Regions from separate parts of the Homo sapiens genome. Here region 1 is linked to region 2. Evidence: chromatin loops called from intact Hi-C (ENCODE). Cell type or tissue: sigmoid colon. All regions are shown on one strand. Links, peaks and the distances in the headings refer to the core of each region. The heading gives the core; the rest is flanking DNA. Region 1 overlaps CSRP1-AS1 (CSRP1 antisense RNA 1). Region 2 overlaps NAV1 (neuron navigator 1).

What was found. Peaks named below come from ENCODE experiments on the same cell type or tissue, not always from the same donor. Only the 100,000 strongest peaks of a DNase experiment are listed, where the experiment ranks them.
Region 1: it touches region 2 in a loop (3-fold over the local background); 3 of 110 quality-filtered maps call a loop at or near these places.

The regions. Positions count from the first base shown.
Region 1 is chr1:201,529,344-201,532,245 of GRCh38, reverse strand. All of the region lies in intron 1 of CSRP1-AS1 (CSRP1 antisense RNA 1), which reads right to left. All of the region lies in intron 1 of LOC124904484 (a long non-coding RNA gene), which reads left to right. Among named protein-coding and RNA genes, the nearest start is that of NAV1, 8.3 kb to the left of the region's middle. In sigmoid colon, for the core only: a CTCF peak has its summit at 1,333 (motif pointing left); DNase peaks (open chromatin) are centred at 731 and 1,285.
Region 2 is chr1:201,649,220-201,652,121 of GRCh38, reverse strand. NAV1 (neuron navigator 1) reads right to left here. Exons shown (of 34, transcript NM_001389617.1): 5 at 2,697-2,902. Among named protein-coding and RNA genes, the nearest start is that of MIR5191, 69 kb to the left of the region's middle. In sigmoid colon, for the core only: no CTCF peak of the experiment used is centred there; DNase peaks (open chromatin) are centred at 1,541, 2,071 and 2,531; H3K4me3 peaks cover 1,956 bases; H3K27ac peaks cover 1,492 bases.

The sequences.
Region 1 (2,902 bases), core at 305-2,804, 120 kb after region 2:
AATCCAGCCCTAATTCCCACGCTGCTGGTGCCAGTGAGGCTGACTGTGGGAAAACCTTGTCAGGGGTCACACTTTGGGATCTCTAGGAGCAAGGTGCTCTGTGAATGCTTATCTCAGATTCTCTCCACCCCTGGCCCTTTCAGTGCCCCCAGCCCAACTCCGGGGAGAGTATGAGTGACTGACAGGCCCTGCTGCAGCTGCAGCCTCCTCACTGTGGGTACAGATGTGCTCAGCAGCAGCTGTGACACGGAGCCCACACCTGTTCCCTAGATCAGCTGCTGTAACTGTACTCCTGGGAAAGCAGGCCAGGTGCTCAGGCCTTGCCAAAGCCAGGTCAGAAAGCAGGTGGAAAGTCGGGCATCTGCCTGTCATAGCAGCGGTGGAGGCTGCCTGGAAGGTCATGAGGCCCTGGGAGTCTCAGCTACAGACTGGGCTCCTCTTCCAGCCCACGCTTGTCCCCAGCTGTACGCCTCCCACAGGCCCTCTGTGGTTTCCTGACCCCCTCCCTGGGCACCACCACATTGGGGTGGGAGAGACTGAGGAGCTAGGAAGGAGGCGGGGAGTCTTGAATGGGATGCCTCTGGCCATCTGTTATTCTGGGCCTGTAAGCTGTAAAGTCAGGGGACTTGTCCTGGGAGGTGGGGGTGCCCTGGAGCTGAGCAGCAACAAGGACCGGAGGAGTCAAAGAGAACTGAGGCAGGGAGAGGCCAAGGATGAGGGTGCGTCTGGAAATGAGAGCAGGAGAGCCTCTTGCGTGGCTTTGGCTGTGGAGACCTTCGTTCCGGAGACTCTGGGCTGCCACGGGAGAATTCCACTAAGCATGTGTCGGGGGCAGGCCCGGGCAGGCGGCCGTGGGAGCGCTGCACACACTCTGCTCCAGGCCTTGGCCAGCTAAAGTGCCGCTCTGGGAGAGCCTGGATACCGGGTGAATCCAGAAATCCCAGGTCCCTGGGAAAATTTCAACAAGGCAACTCTGACACGCGTCCTCTGACACCCAGACCGACACAATATATTGCTCACGCCAATACACATAAAAACCTCCCGATAGAAAACCAGATGGTGAGTTGGCATTGCTGATGTCTGGATTCTACACCCACACCCCACATAGTGCTTATAAAGAACACACCCTCCACTCATCCAGCCCACCCCACTTTCAGGGAGAGGAATCTTGAGCCTGCGATGCTCATAATGATGCTAACGCCTCAATGGAACGGTGCTCGCCAATTTCCCCAGTATCTCTGACAGTGCCGTGCCAGAAGAAACAGCACATGTGGCAAGCAGCTCCCGGCCAGATGTGGGACACTGCTGACCCCTGCTGGCGCTTTTCTCTCCACGCCAACCAGGGAGAGCCCCAGGGAGAATGCAGTATTGGAAAAACCTTGCAATCTGTCTGGGAGGGGTAGGAAGAAATACCCCAGCTCAGAATCTCCTCATCTGGAGTGCCTTTGACGAGACTAAGATGAAATTACAGTAAACCCAGACTGAGTTTCTGGGAGGAGTGAGACAGACTAATAGTATGTCCCCCTTCAGCCTTTGTGGCCTGGAAAACCCTGCTGCCAATCCCCTTGAAACTAAATTGGGAAACCATTAGCAACACTCCTTTAGCCAAGCTCAACCTTTAGGAGGAAAAAAAAAAGTAAGAAAGAAAGAAAAAGAAAAGAAAAGAAAAGAAAAAAAACACCATCCACAAGTAGCCCAAGATTTTCCAGTTACAATCAACCCCTTCCTTACCCACCCCCTGTCCTGCCCCAACGCCTTGCAGAGTCTTTGTGAAGTTTTAGCTTAATTTATTGTGGGTTTAATATTCCCCTTAGACTAAGATGTAATCATCATGGGTTTAATACTTTTCTTTCCATGAGAGACAGTAGCACTGTGCTCTTTGAAAAATCTTTACTAAGACCAGGTGTGGTGGCTCACGACTGTAATCCCAGCACTTTGGGAGGCCTAGGTGGGTGGATCATCTGAGGTCAGGAGTTCGAGACCAGCCTGGCCAACATGGCGAAATCCCGGCTCTACTAAAAGTACAAAAATTAGTCGGGTGTGGTGGTGGGTGCTTGTAATCCCAGTTACCTGGGAGGCTGAGGCAGGAGAATTGCTTGAACCCGGGAGACAGAGGTTGCAGTGAGCCGAGATCGTGCCACTTCACTCCAGCCTAGGTGACAAGAGTGAAACATAAAAAAAAAAAAAAATCACTTTGTACCCACAGAGACGAAGTTCAAGTCTTCCAGAATCTCTACTGGAATAGTCATAGCGACCAAAGGAGGACCAGGACTCTGATAATTCCAACAGAATTAGTATGGAAGCCCCACAGCACAGAGAAGTGTTTCCATTATTAAAACTCTTTTCTCTGTCTGGGCATGGTGGCTTGACCCTGTAATCCCAGCACTTTGGGAAGCCAAGACGGGCAGATTGCTTGCATCCAGTAGTTCGAGACCAGCCTTGGCAAGGTGACAAAACCCCATCTCTATAAGAAATACAAAATAATTAGTTCATGTCTGTGGTTCCAGCTATCCGGGAGGCTGAGGTGGGAGGATCACCTGAGCCCAGGAGGCGGAGGTTGCAGTGAGTCGAGACTGCACTACTGCACTGCACTCCAGCCTGGGCAACAGAGTGAGACCCTGTCTCAAACAACAACAACAACAACAACAACAACAACACAACCCTTTCTCTCCTTTGCACCCTACTCTAGACCCAGAGCTCTTTTTCACTTTGTTGTTAAACTCCATGAATTGTGTGTAGACCCCCTATCACTCTACAACCCATCACCATTAGGCCTCCACTCTGAACACTCCTACAAAGGCAATCATGGGCCTCTTAATAGCTAATCTAATGTACATATTCCAGTTCTCATTTTACTTGCCCTCTATAGCATCTGACATTTTAACGTCTATTCATTCATTAT
Region 2 (2,902 bases), core at 298-2,797:
AAGTCACCATTCTTCTCCCCAGAGGCCACCCTGCTGTACACTGAGGGCCTGTCTGATACCTGAACACCACCATCATTGGCTCTGGAAGACGAATTCCCTCTGTAGTTCCTCTCCCTCTACCCCTCCCCCAGGCAGTCTACCCTCTGCCCTTCACACAGGGAAAAGCTTAGTTTGGAGGTCACCAACTCCCCTCCTTTCCTCCCTACCACTGTTTGACACCAGGCTCTGCCTTGCTACAGCCTGAACCAACTCCCCACCCCCCAACTTTGGGTCCTCTCAGCTGGAGACAGGCAGATTTGGGAGTTTCCACCCTTCTCTCCCCACCCCAGAGAGCTAAGCCCCTCAGCCCTCTGTAGGGTCATCGAGGCAGTTCTGGTGGCCCATACCCAGTAGACATAGCCTTGGGCAGGTCCCTCTGCCTGCTGACTCTTCCTCTCTCAATCAGGTCTCCTAGGAAGAGCTGCGACTTAGTCCTCAGGAGATCAATGTGGAATCTCCCTTCCACCATGAACTCATAGATGCCTTTAAGGCCCTCAATGCTTTTGACTCTGCATTTCCCCAACTGGGAAGTGGAGGTGTTCTCTCCTCACTTCCGAGGTTACTGAAAGTGTCAGTGTGCTTTGAGAAGTGACAACTGCTAAGCAGGAATAAGGGACCACAGCTCAGCTTCTCCTCCTCTCTCGCCCTCCCTGCACCTGCCCTCCTCCCCACTCCTGCCCCTCCTCCCATCTCCCTAGCCAGCTCAGACCTGTTTGGCTCCTCTTGAGGAGCAACTAAGAGGGCTTCAATGGGCAGTCAGCTTCTGGGACAGTGTGAGGGCATCCAGGTCTGGAGAGGACCCAGACCAGCTAAGTTATCCCCAACAAGTAAAGCCTTGACCCTGAAAAGGGTTCTGTGCCTTCTGCTATTCTGTGCCCCGATACTCCCTTGCCCTCCCTCGCCAAGTCCCTCTCTCAGTCTGACACACACACACACACACACACACACACACACACACACGGTCCCTTCCTCTCTCACCCTGCTTTCAGTCCCTCAGCAGGGCTCTCTATCACATGGGCCAGTTGCATTTTGTCCATATCCCTCCTTGGTGCCTGCCATGGTGCCTGCCAAAAATTTATTAATTTTTTCCCTTATTGTCTCTCTTGCCCCATTCACTGAGGCAGGGCCTTTGACAGGCTCAGCCCCACACTGAGGACCGGGTGGCACATTCCCTTTGCAGAGTGAGGCTGCCTGGTCAGCTTCCGCACCCACCCAGCCATCCCCACCTTCAGGAGGGGCTCCCAGGGGAAAAGGCTGCTCTTCTTTTGCCCTTGTCCAGTCTCCTGATTGCCCCTGCAAAGCCCATTTGCGGCCTCCTGCGTAAGGATCGGTTCTCCAAAGGCCCAAATCCTTGCCCCTGTCAGAGGACCCTCATCCTAGCCCACACAGGAGTCGAGGGTTCCTAGGAAGACTGCAGCAGGCCGAACCGGTCTCCTCCGGCTTCGCATTCTCCAGGGCCGCCCGGCGAGCTCTTGCATGTTCCCCACCCGCCAAGCCCGTCACTCGGCCCCGCCCTTTCACACGCGCATTGGCACGCCCCTTCCCAGCCCCCAGCGGGCGGGCAGCCTGCCGGGTACCCAGGAAGCTCGGGTCCCTCGGCGCCGGAGGACCCACAACCCAGCCACCGCAACAAGTCCGCGCAGCCAAAGCAGCTCGCCTGGGCACCAGGCCCCACCGTCCTTGTTCCGTGGCCCCAAGAGGGCCCGTGCCAGTTCCCGAGGCATGGCCGCCTGGCGTCCGGCACATCCCAGATCTATTCCTCTCTGAGGGCAGGGGCTCTCCGGGGAGAGAAAGAGCAGTTCCGGGGCCCGCTTCGGGTTTTTTTGCATAGACTCTTCAGGCACGGAGAACAATGGAACAGCTCTGCGCGCTTCCTCCACTCGAGCAAGCTTTGTTCCTCCCTTCCCGCCTGCTCGGCTTCCATTAGCCACAGGGCAAAGGCTTCCCGGTCAAACAGGAGTCTCGGCGCTAACGCCCAGAGCTTTCGACACGCCCTAAAAGACCTGCGGGTGTAGGGGTTGGGGCCAGAGCCGGGGCTGAGGTATCGGACATGCGCCCAGATGCGCACAGCTGGCAGCCCGCCCGCCCCCGGCCCTAGACGCTTCTTTTAGCCAGAATCCTCACACCGCGGGGAAATCCGACTTGCGCTCCCACTCGGGATCCACAGAGGAAGTGGAGCCTCAGCTGTGTTCCGGGGCCAATCAGCCCTCACATCTGCTCTCCCACATCTGTCCTCTAGATCCGGGCTCTCGCTGGACGCTCCCCTTGCAATGCGGGATGCTCCTGTCAAGCGCAGGCCACACCACAACGGAGGTTTCCACCAGTCCCAGGTTTTGCCATATTGGGATTCTGGCTCTATTTCTGAGAGCCTGTAACCCCCTCACCCCCCATCCCATTGTCCAGCCTCACCTCGGGCAGGCCAGAGTCGAGCCCGGGTTCCCGCCTGTAATGTCTTTAAGAAGGTACACTTGAGCCATGCGCATCTGGAGGTGGGCCAGCTCAGCACATCTGGGCGCAATGCCCATCACAGCCTGATCGTGAACAGGAGGGCCCTCCGGGAAGGCGCAAGGGGAGGGGGCTTCGCTTTCCCCACACCTTCCCCAGCAGCTGGTTAGGAGAAAGCCAGGGGCGGGGCGGGGCGGGGCGGCAGGACTTACCCAGCATCTGGCTGAAGAGCAGCTGCTCCAGGTCTCCCAGCACGGTCACCACCAGCTCGGGGTCCACCTTGAGGAAGGCGCGCTCCTCCTGGCCCTTGGCAGAGGGGACAGGCCCAGAGCTCTTTTGCGCCTTGGCCTTGCTGGAGAGCAGCTCGTCGTCCGATTTGCCATCTTCGCTCACGGCCGCTTCAGGCGCCTTGCTGAGC